Regions from separate parts of the Homo sapiens genome. Here region 1 is linked to region 2. The links are chromatin loops, found by intact Hi-C in ENCODE. Cell type or tissue: endothelial cell of umbilical vein. All regions are shown on one strand. Links, peaks and the distances in the headings refer to the core of each region. The heading gives the core; the rest is flanking DNA. Region 1 has its middle 83 kb from the start of C1QTNF9B. Region 2 has its middle 24 kb from the start of C1QTNF9B.

Evidence for each region. Hi-C counts contacts between places; a loop is a spot of excess contacts. Peaks named below come from ENCODE experiments on the same cell type or tissue, not always from the same donor. Only the 100,000 strongest peaks of a DNase experiment are listed, where the experiment ranks them.
Region 1: a loop joins it to region 2, with 3 times the contacts of the local background. A loop is called at or near these places in 22 of 110 quality-filtered maps.

The regions. Positions count from the first base shown.
Region 1 is chr13:23,976,313-23,984,654 of GRCh38, reverse strand. It overlaps a transcript of SPATA13 not described here. Among named protein-coding and RNA genes, the nearest start is that of C1QTNF9B, 83 kb to the right of the region's middle. In endothelial cell of umbilical vein, for the core only: no CTCF peak of the experiment used is centred there; DNase peaks (open chromatin) are centred at 4,324 and 4,964; H3K4me3 peaks cover 931 bases; H3K27ac peaks cover 356 bases; H3K27me3 peaks cover 146 bases.
Region 2 is chr13:23,917,339-23,925,680 of GRCh38, reverse strand. It overlaps the pseudogene ANKRD20A19P. Among named protein-coding and RNA genes, the nearest start is that of C1QTNF9B, 24 kb to the right of the region's middle. In endothelial cell of umbilical vein, for the core only: a CTCF peak has its summit at 4,121 (motif pointing left); DNase peaks (open chromatin) are centred at 3,150 and 4,110; H3K27ac peaks cover 1,508 bases; H3K27me3 peaks cover 561 bases.

The DNA.
Region 1 (8,342 bases), core at 41-8,040, 59 kb before region 2:
AGGTGCATTGGAGCCCTGCTCTTCAGCAGGGATACTGCAGAATTTCATCCGGGGCCTCACACTTAAAAGTAAAGGGGTATGACTGGGGTTGGAAATGCGAGGATGACACAGACCACAGCTCCACCACTCACGGTGGGAAGGACAGGTGCTGCGCGGGGCCATGATAGAAACAGATTCCTAGAACAATGCACACGGTTTCTATTCAACTTACAGAGAAGAGCCAAGAAGCAACCTCATATAATTCTTTCAGCAAATGATGGATAAAATAGAAGACTACTCTCCCTCCCTTTGAAGGCAGAATATAAAGTAATGAAGGAAGTTAAGGAGACAAACACAAGTACTTTGAGACTCTGATGACTGGTGAATACCGAAACTTCTGTGGCAGAAGACTCTGGAACCTTCTTCTTTAGCTGACTTGAAACACAGTATTGATTTCTACCTTTACAAAACAGACACTATGTAGTCCAGCCAAGGGCAAGATACTGACCACAAGACCTGCAGGCTTCGCCCTAGACCCTATCATTTTATGACCACATATTTTAACAATTGGAGTTCTTGCCACACGTTCCAATTACACCCTTGTTAGTTGCTCAATGCCTCAGTGAAAACCTTCAAATTCTACTGGCTGCCCTTCACAAACAGCCTGAAATACTCTGCCATAGGTATCTTGTTAGAAATAAGCATGGATAATGCCATGCAGGCAGAAAGTTGCTCAACTTACCTTCACGGCCAGGATGTTTGTGAGGCCTACGCTTTGCCATCTGCACGGTGTTGCCATTTCATTTTCATCAGGCCTGTGGTGCTGCACAGGCAGCGAATATGACTCCCATCACTCTGCAGCTCAAAAAATGCAGATAGACAGGTCACCCCTAGCTGGAACTAGGCTTCATCTTCCCTTGTCAGAGCTTGACAAGGTTTGAAGCTGGCCCTGCAGAGATGAGAGTGAAAATAAATTATGAAGCAAGCTAGATATAGAATTCAGTTCTGGATGTTTTTTAAAAAAAAAAAACAACCAACAGAATATACTAGTGTAAAAATAAATGGCCACTATTTGCTCAACCATTTATTTGTGCTAAGAGAAAATACTAATGAGAATAACAAAGCAATTGAAACAGGTCAACAGGTTTTGTCTTCAAAGTCACAGATCAGTGTCCACTTTTTAAAAATTCTCTGCTCTGGGCTCAAAATTCACAGGATGAAGTCCTGACTCCAGTACCTCAGAATGGGACTGTGTTTGGAGATAGGGCCTTCATAGCGGTAATTGAGGTATAATGAGGTCATATGGGTGGGCTCTAATCCAGTATGACTGGTGTCCTTATAAGCAGAGATTAGGACACAGACAATATAGAAGGATGACCACGTGAAGACGCAGTAAGAAGGCAGTTGTTTGTGAGCCAAGGAGCGCGGCGTCAGAAAAAACCATCCCTGCAGACTCCTTGATCTCGGACTACCAGCCCCCAGCACTGGGACAATCAAGGTCTGTCACTTAAGCCCCCAGGCTGTGGTGTTTTGTGATGGCAGCCCGAACAAAGACACTCTCTCCCAACCCCTCACTCCCATTTTTGAACAGTGGCTGGTTTTCGATCAACTTCACTTGACTCTTCCTTCTCAATCTCACTTCATTTTGCTCCAGGGAGCCCCTCTCCAGCTCCTCCTTTCACTGGCCCTGCCCCTTTGTCTTTTGAAAGAGTTTCTCTCACCTTCTTCCCAGACGGCAGAGCAGCCTTGAGGAGGTGAGGGAGAGAAGGGATCTTGCACCTAGCACTCCAGGGCTGGTGGGAGACCCAGCCTCCCGAAGCTCACACGTGTACCTGGTTTGCAATGGCAGAATAAAAATCATGTGACACGGTCAGAAGATGCACCTCTTCCTTTCTGGGTGACCCTGTCTGACTCGTTCAACTTCTCTGAGCTTCTGTTTTCTCACATATTTAAAAAATGGTGATGTGAATTCCTGAGTGGTTGTTGTAAGGCTCAATGAAGATAATGCATTGAAAAATATTTCATATGCTAATCACTACAACTCAGTTTTTCTACCTATGAAATAGGTACTCCCTAGCATTTCACAGTAGAGTTTAATGAAAAAAAAATCAGCAAATAAGCAAAACTTCTGTGACTCAGGATAGTATCTATAAAAGTATTAGTTCTACTCTAGTTTTCATCAGTCCGGTAAAGTTTATTTTTGCTTTTTCTGCCAGTTAATATTTATGAAGAGTGTTGTATTTAGTATTATGAAGAGAATTCTAAAGACACAGAAGACCTGGTCCTTGCCTTCAGGGATTCTGCAATCTATTTGAAAAAATAAAATTTTAACAGTAAAATAGCTTATAAAATTAGTTCAAAGAGGTTTCCCAGGCTGCAGTGGAAAATGCATAGCAAAGTCTTCATGCAGGACCAGCCAGGTCCATACCTGAACTTTCTAGGTAGAAATTTTTCCTATGACCTCTCTAATGTGGCTGCAAGTGGAAAGTAAGAAATCTGACAAAAAATTTAAAAAGTTAATAAAAACTTAAATGATAACTAGTGTATTTTGCTTTAAACAAATCTAATGCTATAGCGATTTATTAAACACAGTACTTTAAAACACACACATCTTTACATGTTTTAAAATCATGAATAACCAAATTTAAATTTTCTCATTTACTTCCCAGGAACCCCTGGAAAAAGTATTATTGACAATGACAACATTCCAGTTGGAAGAACACATCTTCAGAATGCAATTGGTATCTGATTTTAGAAATACGTGACTTCAGATCTCAACCAAAAAGAAAATTGCATCACAGTTATTGTTTTTAAGAAATTCACTTACCATTATGAATGATCAAAAAATATAGTCATTCAGGTAGTGAGGATTTAATGATCAAAGGGCGAATGTTCCAAAATATATGTCATAGCAGTGGCTTTTGGATCTTGAGCCTGACTGGCCGTGAGACATGAGGCTTATCACCGCACTTCTCTGAGTGCTGGACTCCTTCTATTTTAAATGGGTCCAAAAATGCCTGCCTTGAAAGAGCAAAACCCACAACGCAAATGAAGTTCCAAGCTCAGCTGTGGTCTGTGTACCTGAGGCCCTGGCCAGTAGCAGGGGCTGTCCTGGTGGCATCTCACAATGAGAATGTACCACAGTGGTTTACAACTGCTTCCTAGCATTTCCGGCTCCCGAAACTGTGAATTTTTCTAATTCAGTTTTGTATGTTCTTCTCACCACTTATCTCTCTGCTCTCAAGTCTAGCACTGTACACAGCACATAGTAGAGCCTCAGTAAATGTTTGATGAATGAGTATCTGAGTAAACAAATAACATAATTTGTAAAATAGAAGTACTATTGTAGCTACAAAAAAACTGCTCTAAAAAAGATCATTCGAACCCCTTGACATTTTTTTTTTCCTATGGTATATGGCTAAAACAAGTAATCTTTGACATAGTAAGACAAAATCACCTAGCACATCTCCATGTATGAAAATACCCATAGAAATAAAATGAGGCTGATGCTCTCTAGTCCTTTGTGAAAGTCGCCATCTTTCCAACAGTAGAACTGTCTGCATTTTTAGTGCTGGGCCTAATATTTAGTACTGCTACCGGCTTTATATATTTTTCTTTTGCAAATGTTTTTGGTTAGTATGTTTGAAAAGCTGAGGAACAATTCGTTTCGTGGATCCAAATCTGGTTCTGTACTTTACTTTTTAAATGATAATTAAGGAACTCCCATCAGTAGATGCTACCTTAAAAACGAGGAAATACAACGTATTTTTTAAAAAACTTTGTTGGCCAGGCGCAGTGGCTCAAGCTTCTAATCCCAGCACTTAGGGAGGCCGAGGCGGGCGGATCACCTGAGGTCAGGAGTTTGAGACCAGCCTGGCCATTATGGTGAAACCCTTTCTCTATTAAAAATACAAAAATTAGCCTTGTGTAGCGACGGCCGCCTGTAATCCCAGCTACTCGGGAGGGTGAGGCAGGAGAATCGCTTGAACCCGGGAGGCAGAGGTTTCAGTGAGCTAAGATCCGCCACTGCCCTCCAACCTGGGCGACAAAGTAAGACTGTCTCAAAACGAACAAAACAAAACAAAACTTCGTTAAGTAGGAGTACTATTCTTGTTCATGTCTTCCATAACACCACAATCCAAATATTTTCAAAAGCAGAGCATTAAGGTATTAAGTAGGTGATAGTTTATTCCCTAACCAAGTGACAGAGGCTGCCAGCGGACTGTGGATTGACACCGACAGACACACACACCAACGAAGCATCAGAGTGGGGGCTCACGCAGTGACGCTGAGCACCGGGAGATTTCGGCCTCCCCCGCGGCTCCTCCGTCGCCCGGCAACACAGCCACGCTGCGGCTCGGCCCCTCCCCCGCTGCCATGGCAACGCGACCGCCAGGCTGGCTTTGTGCAACTACTGCCCCGGCGCCCCTATGCGCTCACCCCTTGAGCCTGCTGGGGCCGCGGCAACTTTTCTTTTCTTCTTTTTTTTTTGAGACGGAGTCTCGCTCTGTCGCCGAGGATGGAGTGGCGCGATCTCGGCTCACTGCAAGCTCGGCCATGACAACTTCTCTAACCTCACCGCACCTATAGCTCTATCCCTTCTCCTACCCGGAGCCGCTGATCATCAACTTTCACCCCCCACTTCAGGAAAAAAATGTTCCACGGGCACAGGATTTCGGCCAAATGCTGCTTGGCTCTACCTTCTCCAAAAGTGCGGGCGAGGTGACAATATGTAGAGAAATCCCACTTGCCTGTCTCAGCATCCCTCCTACGTCCTCAGAGGGTCCTTGGAGGGATCCCAGCATCCCGCTCCGAGCTGGAAGGGGGAGGAAGGTCACGGAGAAGCCGACTGGAAACTGTCCCGGGTGCGCGCCGCCCCCATGCCCTGCGCCCTCTTCATTTCCTCGGCCAGGGCGGGACCTCCCAGCCGCTGGGCCCAGGACCGCAGCGAATCAGTCTCTGGCTCCCCGCCCAGCAGAACTCAGACAGGCTCTGGACGGCTGTCCGAATGCCGCGTTTCCCTGGCGATGAGCAGTTCCGCATCACCCTCTGCGGCTAGCTCGGCTTCCAGGGCCGGGGCTGTGCTATTGTTTGCTGTTCTTCGTGGGTAGGACGGTGGGGGGCCCGGGCTGAGCCCGGAGCAGGAGGACCTGGGGTGAATTTCTTGCAGGCCTTTTCTCTCCCTTCTCCCAACCCCTTACTGTTGCATATTCATAAGAAGGCGGGGTCGTTTCCCATCTCCTTTAAAATTTCCCAGGCTTGAGGATCAGCGGAAAAGAATTGGGGTATAATTCTTTTCCCCTGACACAGACAAGCAAATACAGGATTCCTGTTCACAATTTCTTCCTCCACCCTCAGGCAGCAAGGACACACACACACACACACACACACTCACACACACACTTCTTAATTTCAAAGAGATCCTGACTGAAGTGGGAATCAAGTTTCCAACACGTGAACTTTAGCAGATACATTCAAACCATAGCAGGTGGTAAAATTATCATGACTGGAAGATGATATAATTATATCCCAAGATAATCAATTGTTAAACTATTAGATACAAAGGAAATTAGAAAGTAACAATATATAAAAGATCACTATGTGGGCTCAGTAGCAGAATGTAGGTGACAGAATTCATTGGTGAACTTGAAGATAGACCAATAGAAAGTATTCAATTGAAAAACAGAGGGCTGGCATGGTGCCTCATGCCTATAATCCCAGCATTTTGGGAGGCCAAGGTGAGGCCAGGAGTTCAAGAGCAGCTGGGAGACATAGCAAGACCGCCATCTCTACCAAAAAAAAAAATTTTTTTAATTAGTTGGGTGTGGTGCTGCATGCTTGTACTCCAGCTGCTCCAGTGGTTGAGGAGGGAAGATCGCTTGAGCCCAGGAGGTTGAGGTTGCAGCGAGCTGTGACTGTACCACTGCACTCCACAAAATGAGACCCTGTCTCAAAAACAAACAAAAAAAGACAAATAGAGAATGTTAGGAGACCTGTGAACAGCACTCCAGCCTGGGCAACAGAGAAACTCCATCCCTGAAAAAAAAGTAAATATAAATAGATGAAACAGTCGAACCAAAAGACAGAGATTAGCAGGTGGAATATATTAATAAAAACAAGAACGTATGTGCTGTCTACAAAAGATGCTATTTAAATGCAAAAGTACAAATGAGTCGAAAGTAAAAGAATGAAAAAACGCATACCATGGAAACATAAGAAAGCATCAGAAAGCTGAAGTAGCTGCATTACCACAAAGAGATTTTAAGAAAAAAGTGGTGCTAGAGATAAACAAGATCATCTCATAATGATATAAACCCAAAGTAAGTAGAAGGAAAGAAATAATAAAGGTAACAGTGGAAATCAATGAAACAGAAAACGGACACACTCAAAAGTCAATGGAATCAAAAGCTTGCTCTCTGAAAATTGATAAACTTTTAGCCAACCTGGTCAATTAAAAATCAATGGCCACAGGCCAGGTGCCCAGTAGCTCACGCTTGTAATCCCAGCACTTTGGGAGGCCGAGACAGGTGGATCACTTGAAGTTAGGAGTTTGAGACCAGCCTGACCAACATGGTAAACCCCATCTCTACTAAAAATACAAAAATTAGCCGGGTGTGGTGATGCGTGCCTGTAATCCCAGCTACTCCAGAGTCGGAGGCAGGAGGATTGCTTGAACCCAGGAGGTGAAGGGATGCAGTCAGCAGATACTGCACCACTGCACTCCAGCCTGGGTGACAGAGCTAGAACCTGTCTCAAAAAAATAAATAAATAAATAAAAAAGAAAAGAAAAAGAAAAAATTATCAATATCAGAAATGGGAGAGAATTATTGGTACAGTTCTTACAGTTATCAAAAGAAAAATAAGAAAAAAAATTGTGAGCAACACTATGCCAAAAAGTTCAATAATTTAGATAAAAAAGATTCTCTGAAAGACAGAAATTACAAAAACAGACTCACAAAAACCCAGAAGACCCAGATTGCCCTACAACAAATTACTATTACGATTCCTATGAAACAGTGTCTCACTTTTTTGCCCAGGCTGGACTTCAGTGGCCTGACCATGGCTCACAGCAGCCTGGACCTCTTGGGCTCAAGTGATCCTCCCACCTCAGCCTCCTCAGTAACTAGGACTACAGGCACACACCACCAAGCCTAGTTAATTAAAAAAAAAATTTTTTTTGTAGATACAAGGTCTCCTTACAGTGCTCAGACTGGTCTTGAATTCCAGGGCTTAAGCAATCCTCCCACCTTAACCTCCCAAAGTGCTGAGCTTACAGGTATGAGCCACTGTGCCCAGACTATTAGTAAAAATTATTTTTTAAATAAAAACTTTTCGACAGAGAAAACTCCAGACTCTGATGACTTCATGGTGAATTTTATGAAATATTTAAGTTTTTTGAAACATTTAAGTTTTAACATGTTAAGTGAAAAAATTATGTTTTAACACATAACCATCTCTCCCAAACTATGTCAGGTAAAAGAAGAGGGAATACTGCTCTACTCATTTTATAAGGCCTGCAATACCTTGGTTTAATACTTGACAGAGACATACTAAGAAAACTATAGACTAATATCCTTCATGAAAATAAATGCAAAAATTTTAAACAAAATATTAAGAAATTGAATCTAGCAATTTTTTTTAAAAAAGTACCATGATCAACTGGTGTTTCTCCAACAAATGCAATGTTGCTTTGATATGAAAAGCAAATAATATAATTCACCATTTTAATAGAATATAGGAGAAAAATCATGTGATCATTTCAACAGATGCAGGAAAAAACTATTTGACAAAGTTCAACACCAATTCATGATAAAACTCTTGGCAAACTCAGAATAGGATGAAATTTCCTCAACCTAAAAAAGGGCATCTGTAAAAAACTTAGAGCTAACATCATATTTAATTGTGAAAAACTAAGTGCTTTCTACCTTAGAACAGAAACAAGACAGAAATATCCACTCTTACAAAGATAGTTCAAAAAGACAAGAAAAAAAAAACACAGTTTGTAAAGGAAGAAGTAAAACTGTCTTATTTACATAGTCAACATAATTATGTATATAAACAATCCTAAAGGAATATACAAAATCTCCTAGACCAAGTGATTACAGCAAGATCACAGGATAAGAGATCAATATGCAATAATCACATTTTATTTCTGTATATCAGTAGCAAGCAATTGAAAATGACATTTAAAAAAGAAATACGGTATGTTCTCACTCATAAGTGGGAGATAAGCTATGAGGATACAAAGCCATAAGAATGATACGGTGGACTTTGGGGGCTTGTGGGGAAAGGGTGGGAGGGGGATAAAGGTTAAAAGACTACAAATTGGGTACGGTGTATACTGCTCAGATTGATGGATGCAC
Region 2 (8,342 bases), core at 11-8,010:
CTGTCCTGCCAGGTGTAGTGGCCCACACCTGTAATCTGAGCTCTTTGGGAGACTGAGGCACTGGATAACTTGAGCCCAGGAGTTCAGGACCAGCCTGGGCAACATAATGAAACCCAAAATACAAAAATACAAAAAATGAACTAGGCATGGTGGCACACACCTGTAGTCCCAGCTACTTGGCAGGCTGAGGTGGGAGGATCACCTGAGCCCAGGAAGTCCAGGCTGTAGTGAGCTGTGATTATGCCACTGCACTCCAGGCTGGGTGACAGAGTAAGACCCTGTATCCAGAAATAAATAAATAAATTTCCCTCTAGTCAAAAAATGACCAAACATTAGACAAATATCTTAAACTGGGTCAAGCATAGTTGAACTATATTTCTTTTACTTACCAACTCTACAATTAGTGTAGTTTGTTGTTGTTAGATTCATCTTGAGATCCCCAGAAATTGATTCTTAATATGAGTGAAATCACATGACTGGACTGGAAGGTTCCTGGCACATCTCCGGGGGAGATGGGGACACTGTGTGGCTTTATGGAATTCTGGGTAGAAATAATGTAATTGATTGTTTGGTTGTAATTGCTATTTAAAGACTCTTGATAACTTTGCCGTCTTAGTCATCAATCATTCAAGTGATGGCAACATATAAAGACATAAGGGAACTTATTTTTAAAATTCAAATCATTGTTTGATTTAACTATTTAAAAACTTGAGTAATTGGCTAGCAATAGATATATTTTACAAAAATTGAAACTAAAATGCTGTAGGTGACAATCACAATTAAGGATGTACTGTTAGGTAAGGAAATGACAAAATTTTAACTTAAAAAATCTATTTAGTGCTATATGTTTACTTAATTCATAAAAGTATTTATTTTGGATTCCTTTAAATAATAGACATCCGTATGTGGTTAAATGTTTGGATGTCAATCATTCACTTACGATTAGGGGTGGAAAACTGAGGCTGGCACTGGAAAACAAAAATATTATGAACCAAAGTAAAATCAATTAGAAAGCCAAAGCATCTCAAAGTCTGTCTTTAGTTATCAAACAATAATATTCCATTTCTAAAATTTAGCTTTAATGCAGCTTTTAAAGAAATTGAAAATGTGTCAGTTACAATAAATGTTACATTTACTGAATAAAAGTTAACAAATGTTTATCTCTTGAAAATGAGAGCTCCAGGGACTGAAAAAAACTATAAAACTTTTATTTGCTTTCTTTATCAATACAAATTATTATAACTTTTACTTACCACGCCTAAGTCAATGAAACAACTCAGTATTTCACCAAATTAAAAACAAGAATTATATCGTAAAGATGAAATGCAAAGGAAAAAGGTAATATAACTAACCTTGAATCAGTAGTTCTTCACGCCATTTTTTGAAGTCAGTAGGCTTGAGGTAGGGATGACTAAGTCTTCCCTTGGAGTAATTTTTCCCTTAAGACCTAACCTATTATTAAGATTTCTAGGTCTGGCGTGGTGGCTCACACCTGTAATCCCAGCACTTTTGGGAAGCTGAGGTGGGTGGATTGCTTGAGCTCAGGAGTTCAAGACCAGTCTGGGCATCATGGTGAAACCCTGTCCCTACCAAACATACAAAAACTAGCTGAGCATGGTGGCACACACCTGTGGTTCCCACAACTCAGGAGGCTGAAGTAGGAGAATCTCTGGAGCCCGGGAAGTCAAGGCTGCAGTGAGCCAAGATTGAGCCACTGCACTCCAGCCTGGGTGACACAGCGAGACCGTTTCTAAAACAAAAACAGAAACAAAAATCCTTGAGTGTCCAACACAAGATGACTGTAGGACTAACCCAGTAGGATGAGTCTGAAAAAAGCTCTGGTCCACTCTTTCTCTACCTTCTCTACCAGATGTCTGGTACTGGCCTCTGCTTGCCTCTCATGAGTTCTGTGAAGATTGCAAAAGATAAGTGTAAGTAAAATTTTTTATTAAATAGTGTTTTAACACCAAAAATATGTCAGAGCTTGTCTACTGTATGCGATTGTAGTTTTAAAATTGTTCTAAAGAAATGCACAACGTGCAGGTTTGTTGCATATGTATACATGTGCCATGTTGGTGTGCTGCCCCCATTAACTCATCATTTACAATAGGTATTTCTATTAATGCCATCCTTCCCCCCTCCCTGCACCCCAGTGCGTGATGTTCCCCACCCTGTGTCCAAGTGTTCTCGTTGTTCAGTTCCCACCTATGAGTGAGAACATGCGGTGTTTGGTTTTCTGTCCTTGCGATAGTTTGCTCAGAATGATGGTTTCCAGCTTCATCCATGTCCCTACAAAGGACATGAACTCATCCTTTTTTATGGCTGCATACTATTCCATGGTGTTAAAGTATTATAATAATAATAAAAAAAAGAAGTACATGTATTTCTAGGAGGATTTCTAAGAAACAAGTACTTCCAACAAATTAGGGAAAAAGAAAAATTGCTGTTTTTGATTACTTGCTGACATCACAATATTTTGGCTATACTGTGTTACAAAATTGGTGTTACCTATTTATTTTTAATTTTTATAACGTGGCTCCTAGAACATTTAAAGTCATATATGTGGCTTCTGCTGTTCAAATTACTTTTTTACTGGTCTAGACCTTTTTTTTATTTTAACCACATATCCACCTAGGTGTTCCACTTGCATCTCTATCTCAGAAAATCTCAAGCCAGTTTCTCTCTTTCTCCAAATACACTTTTTCCATATCTTATTTTCTCAAGACAGAAGCCAAAACCATTGCTCCCACCCCCAAATGCCTAGTGAATACTATTGATTTTGTCTCCACAATCTCTTGATTCCAGTAGTTTCCCTCCAGATCTACTGACCTGTCCTAGCTGAGGCGTACACTCTTTCTTCCTGGATTATTGCACCATCCTCCTATATGAAATCCTTGAATTCAGTCTCACTCTCTCAAACCAGAGTAGCTGTTTTCTAAAGGAAATCTTATTTCCTCATCTTCCTGCTTGAAATGTCTCAGTTCCTTCCCATCTAGCTTAGTGTGACACAATTGTGCCCCAGTCTGGCTCTGGTCTACTTGCCCAGTTTTATTTACTATCTCTCCATAACAGGTGCCCTAAATTCTAGCCACACCAACGGCTTTCAGTGCTCTGAATGCGTCCCTCCATGCCTGGGTACTTTAGCCATGCTTTTCCCCAGTCAGACATTGTAGGCTGGGCACCTTCCAAGGCAAATCTTAGGCCCCACTTCAAACACTTCAATGGCCATGACTCAGGGGCTCTTCCAGGAGCCATGCAGATTACTCTCAGATTCCCCATACTCCATGCATGTCATACATCTCTATTCAATGCAACACCATGCTGAATTAGAATTGCCGATTTTAAGATGGTCACTGTTTCAGATGCATTTTGACACTCTTAAAAGTGACTGATACTGAGCAGGTCTTGACTGGATAAATCCCTCAATCTTTTCTCCCGGCCCTATCACCTTGCCTACATTTTTCTCTTGCCTGAGTCTTAACAGGTAACACTTGCTGCCTTCTGGAATGGCTCTGCTGATAAGATTCTTGGGGATGCCATTTAGAAATACTTGCATTTAAAGAGTATGTGGGATGATGAATATGTTAATTTACTTGACTACAATAACCATTTCACTATGTATAAATATGTCAATATATCATGTTTTACTTCTTAAATATATGTAATTAATAAACCAAGACTTTTTTAAAAGCCAGAAATGATTGTGTTTAGGAAACCAATTTAGATATTTTAAAAATTAGCCCTCAAAGACGTTTTCAAGTATTTTTTTTCAGCACCCTTGTACAAGTCACTCATTACCTGGGAAAAATTAAGCATTTGACATTGAGGAATAATTCAGAGCAACAATTTTAGAGAAGAATGAGAGAGCTGAGCTGGTAATCAAAAAGAACTAAAGCCATCTTCAAAGGCAGTTAGCTCCTAGCATTGTAACCACAGCACCAGAGGTGGGGCCTGCCCTCTGTCTTGCACACATCCCCCTCAGGCTGAGCAAGGTGTTATTTTTAACTACTTTGTGAATTACAATTCCCCTCATGCCTATGTTAATCATTCCCCATTTCACAAGGATGCCCTTCTGTAATGAAAAAACTGTACAGGATAGTTTGTCTCAAGGCGCCCTCTAGTGGTAATACCAGAGATCACAATCAAAGAAAGTTAATTTACCGAGTGCCAGAATGTGCCAAGAGTAATAATAGTACTTGACTTTTTAAAAAATAAAACTGTCTTTATTCACAAATTACTTTATTGAATAACTAGGAAATCCAATCGACAACAAGAACAATACAAACTTCTGGAACAAATAAGTGAGTTTAGCAAGGTCTCAAAATACAAGATTAATATACAAAAGCCCATTTCTTTCCTATATGTCAATAAAGAGCAATTCGAATTTGAAATTTTAAAAAATACAGTTTACAATAGCATCAAAAAATAATGAGGTATTTACAATTATACATGTAACAAAATACATACAGGATATATATGTGAAAAACTACAAAACACTGATGAATCAGAATATTTAAATACATGGAGAGAGAGTTCATGTTCGTATATTGGAAGACAATTTTTTAAAATAATTTCAACTTGTGTTTTAGATTCAGGGAGCCCACGTGCAGGTTTGTTACGTGGCTGTATTGCATGATGCTGAGGTTTGCATTGTGATTGATTCCATCACCCAGGTACTAAGCATAGCACCCAAGAGTTAGTTTTTCACACATTGCCCACTTCTTGCCCTCTGCCATTTAGTAGTCCCCAGTGTTTATTATTGCCACCTTTATGTCTATGAGTACCCAATGTTTAGCTGCCACTTACAAGTAAGAGCATGCAGTATTTAGTTTTCTGTTAATTTTATGTTAATTTGCTTAGGATAATGGCATCCAGCTGCATCCATGTTGCTGCAAGAAAACATGATTTCATTCTTTTTTATGGCCATAGTGTATATGTACCACATTTTCTTTATCCAGTTCACCATTGATGGGCACCTAGGTTTATTCCATGTCTTTGCTATTGTGAAACGTGCTGCCATGAACATAGGAGTGCATATGTCTTTTTGGAAGAATGGTTTATTTTCTTTTGTATATATACTCAGTAATGGAATTGCTGGGTTGAATGCTAGTTCTAAGTTTTTTGAGAAATCTTCAAACAGCTTTCTATAGTGGCTGAACTAAATTACACTCCCACCAGCAGTGTATAAGCATTCCCTTTTCTCTACCGCCTTGCCAGCATCTGTCATTTTTTGACTTTTTAATAATAGCCATCCTGATGATATCTCACCATGGTTTCGATTTGCATTTCTCTGATGATTAATGAGGTTGAGTATTTTTTTTTCATATGTTTGTTGGCCACCCTGTGTCTTTTTTGAGAACTGTCTCTTTACATCTTTTGCCCACTTTTTAATGGGGTCATTTGCTTTTTGCTTGTTGAATTGTTTAGGCTCCTTATAGATTCTGGATATTAGACCTTTTTCAGATGCATAGTTTGCAAATATTTTATCCCATTTTGTAGGTTGTGCGTTTACAGTGTTGATAGTTTATTTTGCTGTGCAGAAGCTCTTTAGTTTAATTAGGTTCCACTTGTCAATTTTTGTTTCTGTTTCAAATGTTTTGAGGACTCCAAATTCTTTCTTAAGGCCAATGTATAGAATGGTATTTTCTAGGTTTTCTCCTAGGACTCTTATAGTTTGAAATCTTACATTTAAATCTTTAATCCATCTTGAGTTAATGTTTGTATATGGTATAAGCTAAGGGGGTCCAGTTTCATTCTTCTGCACATGGCTAGCCAGTTATGCCAGCACCTTTTATTGAATAGGAAGTCTTTTCCCCATTATTTATTTTTGTCTAATCTGTTGTAGATCAGATGATTAGAGGTGTGCATCTTTATTTCTTGGGTCTCTATACTGTTCCAGTGGTCTATGTGTCTATTTTTGTGCCGGTATCATGTTGTTCTGGTTAATGTAGCCTGATAGGATATAGTACAAAGTCGGGTCATGTAATGCCTTAAACTTTGTTCTTTTTGCTTAGGACTTCTTCGGCTATATGGGCTCTTTCTCGGTTCCATATGAGGATTAGAACAGTTTTTTCCTAATTCTGTGAAAAATGGCATTGGTAGTTTGATAGAAATAGCATTGAACTTATAGATTGTTTTGGGCAATAGTGATTCTTCCAATCCATGAGCATGAATGTTTTCCCATTTATTTGTGTCATCTCTGATTTCTTTCAGCAATGTTTTGTAGTTCTCTTAGTAGAGATATTAACTTCCTCAGTTAGATGTATTCCTAAGTATTTTTTAATGGACATCGTAAATGGGATTGCATTCTTGATTTGGCTCTGAGCTTGAATGTTACTGGTATATATAAATGCTACTAATTTTTGTACATTGATTTTGTATCCTGAAACTTTGCTGAAATTAAAATCATTGAACAGTTCCAGGAGCCTTTTAGCAGAGTCTTCAGGGTTCTCTAGGTATAGAATCATATCATCAGTGAAGAGAGTTTGACTTCCTCTTTTCCTATATGGATGCCTTTAATTTCTTTCTCTTGCCTGATTGCTCTGGCTAGGACTTACAGTACTATGTTGAATAGGAGTGGTGAGAGATGATATCCTTGTCTTACTCTCAAGGGGAATGCTTCCAGCTTTTGCCCATTCAGCATGATGATGGCTATAAGTCTGTCATAGATAGCTCTTAATATTTTGAGGTTTGTTCCTTTGATGTCTAGATTGTTGAGGGGTTTTATCATGAAAGCATGTTGGATTGTATCAAAAGCTTTGTCCACATCTATGGAGATAAACTGTGGTTTCTTGTTTTAATCCTGTTTATGTGGTGAATCACATTTATTGATTAACATTTGTTGAACTAACCTTGCACCTCAGGAATACAGCCTACTTGATCATGGAGAATTAACTTCTTGATTTGCTGCTGCATTCATTAGTATTTGTTTGAGGATTTTTGCATCTATGTTCATCAGGGATATTGACCTGTAGTTTTCTTGTATAGCTATGTCTTTGCAAGATTTTGGTAACAGGATGACACTGTCTTTGTAGATTGATTTAGGGAGGAGTCCCACCTCCTTGATTTTTTTGGGATTAGGTTCAGCAGAATTGGCACCAGCTCTTCTTTGTACATCTGGTAGAATTCAGCTGTGAATCCGTCAAGTTTGTGGCTTTTTTTGGTTGGAGTTTTTAAGTTTTTTAAATTACTGATTCAATTATGGAACTCAATATTGGTTTGTTCAGGGTTTCAATTTCTTCCTGATTCAGTCTTAGGAGGTTGTGGGTTCCCAGGAATGTACCCATTTCCTGTAGATTTTTTAGTTTGTTTGCATAGAGGTATTCATAATCGTTGCTGAGAATCTTTTGCATTTCTGTGGGATTGGTTGTAATGTCATCTTTGTCATTTCTGATTGTGCTGGTTTGGATCTTCTTTTTCTGTTTGTTCAGCTAGCTGGTTGTCTGTTGATTTTCTATCCTTTCAAAGACCCAACTTGTGGTTTCATTAATTATTTGTATGGATTTTTGGGTTTCCATTTGCATTCAGTTTTGCTCTTCTTTCTTTTCTTCTGGTAGCTTTGGGGCTAGTTTGTTCTTATTTTCCTAGTTCCTCTAGGTGTGATGTTCAATTGTTAATTTGAGATCTTTCTAACTTTTTGATGTAGGTATTTAGGGCTACAAACTTTCCTCTTAATACTGCTTTTGCTGTATCCCACTGATTTTGGTATATTGTGTCTTTGTTATAATTTATTGCATGGATTTTTTTTTTATTTCTGCCTTAATTTTGTTGTTTACCCAAAAGTCATTCAGGAGCAGGTTTTTTCATTTTCATATAATCATGTAGTTTTGAGAGATTATCTTGGTACTAATTTCTATTTTTATTCCATTGTGATCAGAAAGTATCATTGGCATGATTTGTATTTTTCTAATTTATTGAGACTTCCTTTATGACCAAAAATGTGGTTGATCTTGGAGAATGTTCTGTGTGCAGAAAAGAAACATGTATATTCTGGGGTTGATGAACTGAGTACTCTGTAGATGTCTATTAGGTTCGGTTGATCAGGTGTACAATTTTGGTCTAGAATTTGTTAGTTTCCTGCCTTGATGATCTAATGCTGTCAGTGGGGTGTTGAAGTCCTCCACTATTGATTATGTGGCTGTACAAGTCTTTTTGTAGGTCTAGAACTTCTCATTTTATGAATGTGGGTGCTCCAGTGTTGGGTGCATATACATTTAGAACAGTTAAGTCTCCTTGTTGAATTAAACCTTTTATCATTATGTAATGCCTTTTTTTGTCCTTTCTTACTGCTGTTGTTTTAAAGTCTGTTTTATCTAAGAATCATCACCCCTGCTCTTTTTGGT